2 separate regions of the Homo sapiens genome follow, and region 1 is linked to region 2. A link is a loop called in an ENCODE intact Hi-C map of the cell type or tissue named here. Cell type or tissue: HCT116. All regions are shown on one strand. Links, peaks and the distances in the headings refer to the core of each region. The heading gives the core; the rest is flanking DNA.

The links. Hi-C counts contacts between places; a loop is a spot of excess contacts. Peaks named below come from ENCODE experiments on the same cell type or tissue, not always from the same donor. Only the 100,000 strongest peaks of a DNase experiment are listed, where the experiment ranks them.
Region 1: a loop joins it to region 2, with 16 times the contacts of the local background. A loop is called at or near these places in 20 of 110 quality-filtered maps.

Annotation. Positions count from the first base shown.
Region 1 is chr1:200,892,352-200,897,717 of GRCh38, reverse strand. INAVA (innate immunity activator) reads right to left here and starts at 2,818. Exons shown (of 10, transcript NM_001142569.3): 1 at 2,631-2,818. RefSeq lists enhancers at 1-79, 80-667, 1,391-1,901, 1,902-2,413, 2,414-2,924. In HCT116, for the core only: a CTCF peak has its summit at 2,444 (motif pointing left); DNase peaks (open chromatin) are centred at 807 and 2,847; H3K4me3 peaks cover 3,948 bases; H3K27ac peaks cover 1,856 bases.
Region 2 is chr1:201,040,137-201,045,502 of GRCh38, reverse strand. It overlaps CACNA1S (calcium voltage-gated channel subunit alpha1 S), which reads left to right. Exons shown (of 44, transcript NM_000069.3): 39 at 1,047-1,175; 40 at 1,972-2,222; 41 at 3,914-3,999; 42 at 4,790-4,881; 43 at 5,129-5,272. Among named protein-coding and RNA genes, the nearest start is that of KIF21B, 19 kb to the right of the region's middle. In HCT116, for the core only: a CTCF peak has its summit at 2,389 (motif pointing right); a DNase peak (open chromatin) is centred at 2,422.

The DNA of each region.
Region 1 (5,366 bases), core at 304-5,303, 150 kb after region 2:
AGTCAAGGCTGCAGTGAGCCATGTTCACGCCATTGCACTCCAGCCTGGACAACAGAGAGACCCCGTCTCCAAAAAAAAAAGAAAGGAGGAAGGGGAAGACATCTTTATGGGACACAGCTATCCTCAACCCAAGAACCCAGGAGGTGTGAGGCATGTCCTACGCCCCAGTGGCTGAGGACACTTCAAGAAGTGGGCAGGCACATGGCCAAGGCCCTGGTCTGGGGCCTCCGAAGTCCAGGACGCCCACTCTCTGAATTGGCGCCCTGGACTCTGAACTTCACATCATCTGCAGATATGTGCAGCCACTGTATGCCAGAGAGCTGTCCCAAAGCCCTCAAACAACTTTCAAGCCATCAATTACTCCTGGGAGACCACTGAAGGGGAATCAGCCTAGATCCCCTACACCCCACAGCCAGGGGAGACCCAGGGCTGTGTCTATCAGGGTTGCCAAGAGTTGACAGGAGAGGGGCAAGCAGTGACTAGAGCAGAAGCTGTGCAAGGACAGAAAGGAGATCACCTGCTCCTCTGCCTGCTTCGGGGTGGAGAACACTTGGGTGGTACAGGTGCCATCCCATTGTGTCGGCTCAGCTAGGGACCAGTCACCCAGATAACACCTGTGCCCACCCCCTCTCCCTCCTCACCAACCCACACCCCTGGTTGGGGTCCCAGCTGGCCAGGGCCTGGCAGCTGCTGGCTGCAGCAGGGGTGGGAGGGGTGGGCGGAGCCCATGCAGGTGGTTGGGTCTGGAAAGAGAGCTCAGCCACCTCCTCACTGAGTCAGCCCATTGAGCAAGAGTCCAAAAGTCCTTCCGAGTTTCTGTCTGGAGCCTATCCTGCCTCCTCAGAGCGCGGGGCCGCAGGGTGGGGGAGGTGAGCTCCACCCCTCCTCAGGCAGCCAACACGACAGAAAAGTCGGCCTTGGGAAAGCTGGTAACAAAGCAAGGCCAACAGGGAGAGGGGACTGCTGTCAGCCAGGTCCCTGGTGATACCTCTCCACCCATCAAGATGATAAGAGCAGGACGATCAAGAACTTTTATAGACCTACATAAACAACACAGCAACCACAGGCAGCAACAATCAAACACAAAGCCCTGAAAGCAACATGTACCTTGCACTTTGGAATTTCAATTATTCAAGGAAGTCTAGAGAATGCATGGGAGAATTATTTTTTTTAACTTTATGGGAGGCCTTTGCAAACATGCCAAAGTTCTGAAAGATTGGCCATATATTCTGGAACCCCACCCCGCAGGATACTTAGGATGACTATTAGCTCTGCACTGTCCATCTGTCCCAAACTCTATCCCTCGTAGAGATAAGAACAGGACAGAGGAGCAGGCAGCTCACCCCCACCCCTTCCCACCCACCCTAGCCATCCTCCCACCCTCCCCAGAAGCCAAGAGCAGGGTGCAGCCAGAGGTAGGAAGCAAGGTGGTCTCAGCTAGCATGCTGAGTGTGTCTGCTTTGCACAGAGGAGGAAGTAATGTGGGAGGGGAAGCCATTAATTAGTCACGCTTGCTAATTAATTATTAACCACTAAGTAGTTGCCTTGGAAAGTTGGGCCAACTCAGCCCCTGCTTCTCAGGGGCTCTGAGACTGTTGCAGAGGAGTGGGGACTTACAGGGACAGAGGGGTACCTTAGCACGCCTCCCGTCTCCGCCAGCTTCCCCTTCTCCCAGCTCAGCCCAGTCTCTGACTGCCAGCATCAAAGGGGAGGCACTGATCTTCCCAGTGGTCCCAGCCTGATGCTGGGTCCTCTCTGGGATGACTTGCTGCCCCAAGTAGAGCAAAGAGAACAGCGTCAGATGCCCAGAGCCCCTGGCTGTGGGCTCAAGGCTTGGTTCTGCTGCGGTCTGTACTACCTTGGGGAAGTCACCAGGCCTCCCGGGGCTTCCTTTCCTCCTGTGCACAATAAAGACTGCACAGTGTCTAAAGCCTTTCCAGGTCCCCGGTCTGAATCTCGACCTCTTGGTCAATGTCAGGCCAAGAAGGAAACCCGTACAGCCACATAGCGGACCCTCACATCTGCCTCTGCCGAGGCCGCCCTCCACAGCTGTAGGGAACCTGCCCCAGAGTCAACAGGTGAGAGCGAGGGCACCACCCCCACCCAGGAGGCTATGAGTCTTAAGTGTCTAAGGCATTGCTTTTAGATAAAGGCAGTTCAGGTAACATCCCCACCCCCTCCCTAACACAGGGATCCCTCCTGGGCCTCTTCAAGCTCCAGTACTGGGCCCTAAAAAGCAGCCCACCCGGCTGAACAATGTCCCCAGAAAAAGGCAGAGGAGACCAGAAGGGGCACAGAGGGAGGGAGGGAAACTCCAGAGCACCTTCCCTCAGGCCGGGCCATGGGGGATCCTCCTCTATCCCAAGTGTGTCCCCCAAAGCCAGGTCTCAGGCCTGCCTGTCCCAGCTCATCTCTGCTTGCTCTCCCTCTGGTGGAAACTAAGGCCTAGGCAACCACAAGAACAGGCTCCCGTCCAAGCCCACCAGCACCCCTCTGTCATCCCTACACACCAGACATAGGCTGGCGGGGGTGGGGGTCGGAGGGGGGTGATGGCCACTGCTTGGGCTCCTCCACTCCCAGGCCAGCCTGCTCTCAGCCCCAAAGACCCATTCCACCTCCCCCGCCCTCACCTGCTTCTGGGCTTTAGTCCAGGAGTTGAAAAACAGCCCCTGCTTCCAGTCAGGGGGCTCAGGGCCCTCACATGTCGCCTCAGGGTCTCCCAAGCCACAGGCCTGTGCTCTCTCTCCAGCTGACGGAGCTGCTGGCCGTCCGTCCGTCTCGGCTCACCTGCCTACCTTGCCGTCCCTCCCAGGCTGCCGGGCCAGGGGAACCAGGTTACTTGTTATGACTTGAGTCAGAGGGGAGGAGCAGGTGAGCAAGTCCTTCCCTGAACTAATCCCGTGCAACTGGTGCCAGCAGGCAGCTCCTGGGCCTCTGCACTTCCGGGGGGCAGGAGGGTAGCAGGGAAAAAGGGGCTCCCATGGAGGAATCCCCAAAGAAGACAACAACAAGAGTCATGTCTTCATGGCCTCAAGAGACCCTAGTACAACATTCTGAGCTGTGAGGTACCTGCGTGCCCTCCTGTCCTGACCCTGGCTCTCCCTGCCTTCCTTTGACCTCAGTTTCTCTTTCCAGAAATTGAGGCCTGTTAAGCACCCCGGAAGCAAGGTGAAATGTCCACTGTCCATGGAAAAAACAAGCAGGACATTTACAAACTGACAGGGATGGGTCACTGCTCTTCCCCACATATGGAAATGAAGACCAAGGCCTGGGTTTTATCTCTCCCGAGTGAGGATTTTAAAACCTCAGGCAAGGCAGCTGGAATTCCAATATGCAGAAGTTCTAGAATCCTAGAGAGAGAGGATCAGGCTGTTCTTTTTATCCCAGACATTGTCCCCCAAGGGTATCGAGGCCATCACTTCTCTGTTGATTATTTACATCCATCCCCCAGCAACGCATGTTCATGGGGCACTGACAGGCACTGACCTGAGCCCAAGTCCTGTTTCCTACTCCACAGGAGGTCCACTGTGACCCCAGACCCTAAGTCCACTCCCCAAATGCAAGGAGCCAGAGACCAAAATGGAACTTATTTCCTATAAAAAATAAGCCTCAAGATCTCCCATCCCACCGACCCCCAAGCAAATGGGAAACTGGAATCTAGCCTATTTCAAGGCGGAAGCAGAGCTAACGCTGACTGTTGCCTGGCCTGTCCCCAGCAGGCTGCACCCCTCAAGTCTTCATCTTACCACCTCCCTTTCCCCCCACTCTCTGATCTTCCCACCATTCCCCCGACCCAGATTCCAGTGCCTCAATACATGTCTGGATTGCTTCCCCTCCCCCAGCCCCTAAAAAGTCCTGTCCCCACTCCCTACCCCCAAGTGCAGGGATGACAGAGGAAGTTTGCTTTCACCAGGCATCTCCTGTGGAGCGGAACTCATGGGGCTGGAGTCCCCCAGCATCCCCCACTGCTCCGGTACACACACCCAGCACACCTTCACATTCCTGTACACACCCTTTTTCCAAACAATGCTAGCCCCAGAGTGCTCCAGGCTGACCACCTCATTTTCTGCCCAGGCTGAGGCTGAGGGGCCCTAAGAGGGGACAGTTCTTCCTCCCCCCGCCCCATTGGGAGCTTGTTCTCTGGGTCTCCCAAAGAGCCTGCAGCCCTGCCCTTCCCCAGTCCTCCGTGACACACCGTCCCTCCCCATAGAGGCTTGGCACTTTCTTACAAAGTCAAACAGAGAGGGGTTGACTCTGGGCATAAGCGGCCCTTCCTCCACCTTGCCCATCTCCAGCTCCAGGTGGGGGTTGGTGGAAGTTTCTACCAGCTGTGAATTGGCTCACAGTTCACATTTCTTGAGCATAAAATAAAATTAAGAAGATCACTAAAAAAGTCAATTATATGAAATAAAGTTCTAAAAATATAAAAACATAGCAATATATATGCTTCTTTATTAACATTAAGCAGGGTCTAGCAGTGGGTAATTTCACACAAGGGCTGAGTGTAAACAACATTTCAAGACTGCTGTGACTGCAGTGTGATATGAAACTATGAATTCTATTAATGGCAAAGTCACAGGTACTGCCAATGCTACTGTGATTTGTTGTCTTCATAACTAAAGGTGATGTTAAAATCTGTTAAAGGTTGGTGAAAAACAATGATATCTTTTTTTGCCTCACCTAGTTTACACATCCTCTGAATTCCATCTACAGATGCCTAATGCCAATGAACCCAGTTAAGAATCCCTGCCCTCAGGTAATCCTCCATCTCTGACTTCAGGGGAGGTTAGTACAGATGCTCAATCTCACTGTTTGCATTGATCCTTTGGAATTCTCAAAAACACCTTGCTCCCCCAAATTCACGCTCAATATTTCCCAACCTTGCAGAATCTGAGGTTTGGAAGGGAGCTGGCTAACCAAACCTCCTGCCAAGAACCCCGGGGAGCCATCCTTGGAGCTCTCTGATGGCCATGTCATTCAATTCAAAATACCAATGGGGGAGGTGGGCACTCCAGAGGCCAGCTGGGAATCTGAAACAGCTCCCCACTCCAGTCAGGCCGGGGAGTCAGGGGACTGATGCCCCAGCCCCAAACCCCAGAGTGCCGTCCAGACCACCAGTTGGTGAGGAAGTGGTATTTCCTTGCAAAACATTATAGTACTTGGAATCTGATCTTTGCAGACAAGAGCCCTTCCCCAGGGAAGAGAAACTGGACCTCTTCAGTGTTTTCGTTTCCTGAGGAAAAGTCCCGAGTCAGAAAACTCTTCCCCAGCGCTGTAGCCATCCACTCTCCATTTTTTTTAAAAAAAAGTTCCTTCTTTTAGGGTCTTCTGATAACACCAGATTGGAAGTTCTTTAAAGCAAGGGC
Region 2 (5,366 bases), core at 128-5,127:
TCAGCTTCTCAAAGTGCTGGGATTACAGACGTGAGTCACCATGCCAGGCTAATACATTACTACATTCTAATCCTCAGACCCCATTCAAATTTCATTTGCTGTCCCAGTAAATGTCCTTTATAGCAAAAGGATCCAATCCAGAATCAGACAGTGCATTGAGTTGCCTTATCTCTTTCATCTCTTCCATCTGGAAGAGTTCATCAGTCTTTCCTTGACACGATCTTGACACTTGAAGACTGCAGGTCAGTATGTCCCTCAGTTGGGGTTTGTCTGATTACTAGGATATGCATCTTGGATAAGAATGCCACAGAAATGATTCTGTGTTCTCATTACAAGCTATTAGGTGACACCAGTCTTGACTTGTCCCATTACTGGTGATATTAACTTTGCTCAACTATATATATATGACATATCCAATCAATAAAGATCACCAATCTAGAAGACTGTACTGAGTAAGAACACTTCTCAACCTGGAAGCCTGGGAAGGGCATGAAATTTCCACCCATGGGGTCAAGAGATGACTCAATTGGAACAATTAAGGTGTGGGCTATCCCAGAGGCCAGAGCAGGACCTGGTGGCCTCTCAGGTACCTGAGATATTCAATAACCCAAGAGGGAGAGTGGGGCCTAGGCTGGGGCTTTGGGAGAGCCCTGGGTACAGTGATAAGAAACAAGTAAGCCATACGAAGCGGTTCTAGCCAGGCACGGTGGCTCATGCCTGTAATCCCAGCACTTTGGGAGGCCAAGTGGGTGGATCACAAGGTCAGGAGTTTGAGACCAGCCTAGCCAACATGGTGAAACCCCATCTCTACTAAAAATACAAGCATTAGCAGGGAGTGGTGGCACATGCCTATAATCCCAGCTACTCAGGAGGCTGAGGCAGGAGAATCACTTGAACCCGGGAAGCAGAGGTTACAGTGAGCTCAGATTGTGCCACTGCACTCCAGCCTGGGCAACAGAGTGAGACTCTGTCTCAAAAAAAGAAAAAGTGGTTCTGGTCTCCTCTCCTGGGCTGGAGAGATAACTGAGTCCCTTCGTCATCCCCAGGCAGGGCTGCGGACCATTGAGGAAGAGGCAGCCCCCGAGATCTGTCGCACGGTCTCAGGAGACCTGGCTGCTGAGGAGGAGCTGGAGAGAGCCATGGTGGAGGCTGCGATGGAGGAGGGAATATTCCGGGTGAGGGAGAGCCAGGAGCACCCCTAGTGGTCTAGACACCATGAGTGGCAGTGTCTCACAGAGAGGAGGGCTGGGAGCCCAGCCACACGAGAGGGGGACATGGGAGCTGAAGATACCCCACTCCGTCTCTCCACTTCACCACCCACCTCTCCTGGGACTCAGAATCAATGACCTGATCTACTAGAGGTGTCAAATGCAACACACTCTTTCCCACATTTCCCTACCAAATCTCACCCCTTCCCTTTCCTCCCCACAAACCCTAGGCAACGACCCATCTCCCAGAGGCCCTCCAGGATCAAATGCCCTGCCTGCCTCCACTGAGGCCAGTCCTCCATCCTTAGCTCTGTCTCATGTTTCTTATAACACTTTATTGCTGGAAGGTCTTTAATGACACCTAGTTAGGTCTTTTTGGGTTATTCATGAGGAAATAGTGGCCCACAGAGATCATGTGAGATGTCCAATATCACCTAGTAAATCAGTTTCAGAGCGGGGACTAGAACCCAGTGCTGCAGACTCCCGATTCAGCCCTCTCTCCCCTACACCACACTTCTCTTCTGTGTGCCTGTGTCCCCTATATACCTCCTTAGGTGTGTGCTGTCTACCCCATCAAACAAAGAACTTTCTAAGGGTGGGAATTTTCTTCTTTTGATCTCACCACTCAGTCCATCCTCCTTTGGCCTTATAAGATTTGTCTCCCAATACTATTGCTTGTTCCCAATACCACTGTCCCAGAGTGACAGCCCCCCATGCCCTCCCTGCCCTCACCCCCAGTCACTGCTCTTCTCCTTGCCCCTAGAGGACTGGAGGCCTGTTTGGCCAGGTGGACAACTTCCTGGAAAGGACCAACTCCCTGCCCCCCGTCATGGCCAATCAGAGACCCCTCCAGTTTGCTGAGATAGAGATGGAAGAGATGGAGTCACCTGTCTTCTTGGAGGACTTCCCACAAGATCCACGCACCAACCCCCTGGCTCGTGCCAATACCAACAATGCCAACGCCAATGTCGCCTATGGCAACAGCAACCATAGCAACAGCCATGTGTTTTCCAGGTAGTGGCGGCCACTGCCATCCCTGGGTGTAGAGGTACTGGGAGGACAATGTCAGCAGGTTCCAGGTTGGATTGGAAGAGGGTACCCCAAATTTGTAGGGTGTCTTTTGCTTGCCTTTGTGCCCCAATCCATCCTGAACCTTAATGTAAGAGGCCGACCTCGATGGCAGAGGCTTCTTTGGCCAGCAGGGGGAAGCCTCACATCATGTCAGTATTGGCCCCAGTGTTGAGAGGTTCTTTTATTCCGTCGGCTTCAGCAAGTCTAGGAGCTGAGACGTATTGAACACATGATAGGTTAGGAGAGGATCTTCGGTGGTAGCACATACCACAAAAGACTGTGGACAATAAGATTCCATCACTGGATTTAGGTTCCAAGGAGATCCCGCTGTGCTGGGTGGTTCCCATCTCACCAACCTTGGGCTGTAGACTAAATATAATCTGTGATTACGTAAGTGTCATAAAAAACAGCAGGATGAGGGGGAGAACTTCTCAGCAATCATAACTTAGGGGCTAGGCTCAGGCAAAGCTTCTGTTCTAGACAGGAGGTCAGCTGATTGGAGGCCTCTTCGGCCTGGAAAGGCTTAGCCCCAGGCCTCAGGAATAAGCAGAACAAGGCAGCAGCCAGCCCCTTTTCATGGCCAGGGCTGCCTGCACCCCTTCCAGTCACAGAGACCCCTTAAATTCAGCCCACAAGCCTTGAAGGGTGCATGTACCTTTTTGGGTCACCATGGTGCAAGGTAACGTGGAAATACAGAAGCATCAGCCCTGGGCCCTGCCCTGAAGGGGGTTGTCGTCTTGTTGGGTGATATGTTATGTGATATGATTGGGACCAAATAATCACAGAGGCCAGGAGTGGTGGCTCATGCCTGTAATCCCAGCACTTTGGGAGGCCTAGGCAGGTGGATCACTTGAGGTCAGGAGTTCGAGACCTGCCTGGCCAACATGGAGAAACCGTGTCTCTACTAAAAACACACAAAAAATTAGTCAGGTGTGGTGGCGCATGCCTGAAATCTCAGCTACTCGGGAGGCTGAGGCAGAAGAATCTCTTGAACTCAAGAAGTGGAGGTTGCAGTGAGCTGATTGTGCCACTGCACTCCAGCCTGGGTGAGAGAACAAGACTCCGTCTCAAAAAAACAAAACAAAACAAAACAAATAAACAAAAAACACCAAATAATAACAGATATTTAGTGTCCTGAGAGTGCAGAGGGGGTATGGATCACCATGGGCTGGAAAGACCTAGAATGGTTCTCAGCCTTGGCTGTGCATTAGATAATCCAGGGAGCTTCTGCAAATCCCAATGCCTGGGCCTCACCACAGATGCTGGGTGTGGGACTCAGCCACCACTCACCTTTGAGCTCCTCAGGTGATCCTATGTGTGGCCAAGATGGAGAAGCAGGGTTCCAAAGGCTGGGAGGCTGCAGCTGGGCCTTGGAAGATGAACAGAATGTAGAAAGGGTAGAGGGAGCAACTGAGCAAAGGAGTGGAGTCAGGAATGCTCTGGACTCCTTCCTCCTAGAGAGTCAGGGCTGGCTGGGGCACAGTGGTGGAAACGTCAGCCCTAGAGTCACGGCTGCTACACTAGGTTGGCCTTGTACAGGCTCTGAGGGAAAAGGATGTTTGGGGCCAGAGAGGCAGGGATGCCGAGAGAGCTAGCAGCCTTCTCTGGTTCACCCAGCCTTGCTTCCATTTCAGTGTCCACTATGAAAGGGAGTTCCCAGAAGAGACAGAGACGCCTGCTACCAGAGGACGAGCCCTTGGCCAACCCTGCAGGGTCCTGGGTCAGTCCCTTCTGTGCATCTAAGAAGCTTGAGTCTTCTCCCAGAGGAGTCCGGGAAGCCCCACTCTTTTCTTAGAGTCTGGGAACTTGGCTGGGAGGGCTGGCTTGGGAGCCTGTTACAATGGCAGTCATCTGGGCCCTGGAATGGGAAAACCATCAGGACCAGCTACTTGTCCAGGGGGGAAGCAGGGCACCATCTAGGTGGCTGAGTGAGGTGGAAGGGGGAAAGCCCATTCATGCTAAAGGGCCCTCTGCAGGCCTCCCAGGAAACTCACACAGCCCCCTACACCATCCCCAGCACAGGAGTCCCCACACCGCCCCAGGTCCCTGGAAGGGCAGCCCCTGGACACACTGACGTCTTGACTCTGGGGCCCTTCTGCAAATGATCTTGTAGTCTAGTATGTCCTAGACTGCTGTGTGACAGTAGGAGCCCCAAGGATGCTGGGGGCTAGTGGCAATAAGGATACTGCTGTGTTCCCCAACACACTTTCACTTTAATGTGCACACACCCAGGGACCACAGAGGACCAGCTTGGCCAGAGACTCTGGCCCTTATCCCCTCTCCCAAACCTTCAAGAACAGCGACCAGGGCCAGTAAAGTTGGGGCAGCCCTGCCTGGCCTGGAGTTGATTGGGCCTCATCATGTGTCCACCCTCTAAGACACCTTCTGCAGCCCTGAGAATCTCAGAGCTCTCACAGAGTGTGGCTAGCCAGCCAAGCGAGCCTCTGTTGACTCAGGGCTCCTGGCAGGAGTCAGCAGCCCCTCTTATCCTTGCCCCTTCTTGCATACAGGACCCCACAGCAAACCCTGTGTGGAGATGCTGAAGGGACTGCTGACCCAGAGGGCAATGCCCAGAGGCCAGGCACCTCCTGCCCCCTGCCAGGTAACAGTGGCAGAGGCCTGGGAGCAAACTCCATACAGAGACCCTGCCTGGCCTGATACTTGGAGTGGGATCATGGCAGGGGAAGGCTGTGGCAGCAATGTGTCCAACAGTACAGAAGGGACGGGATCCCTCCATCCTCCCCTTTCTGTGGATCTTGGTTGAGTTGCCCTCAGATGATCTGGAATTTTGCTCATTGGTGGGCTCCAGCACCCCTGTCGGGGTCTTTGCTTTTGTACCTTTGGAACAGTGCCCCAGGGTGGAGTCCTCCATGCCTGAGGACAGAAAGAGCTCCACACCAGGGTCTCTTCATGAGGAGACACCCCACAGCAGGAGCACCAGGGAGAATACTTCCAGGTGCTCAGCACCAGCTACAGCCCTGCTGATCCAAAAGGTGAGCCAGGGGCTGGGTCACAGCAGTGGCTGCATTGAGTGGTGGCCCTGTGATGGCCTGGCGTGGAGAGAGGGTAGGGCCAACAGAGGCAGGT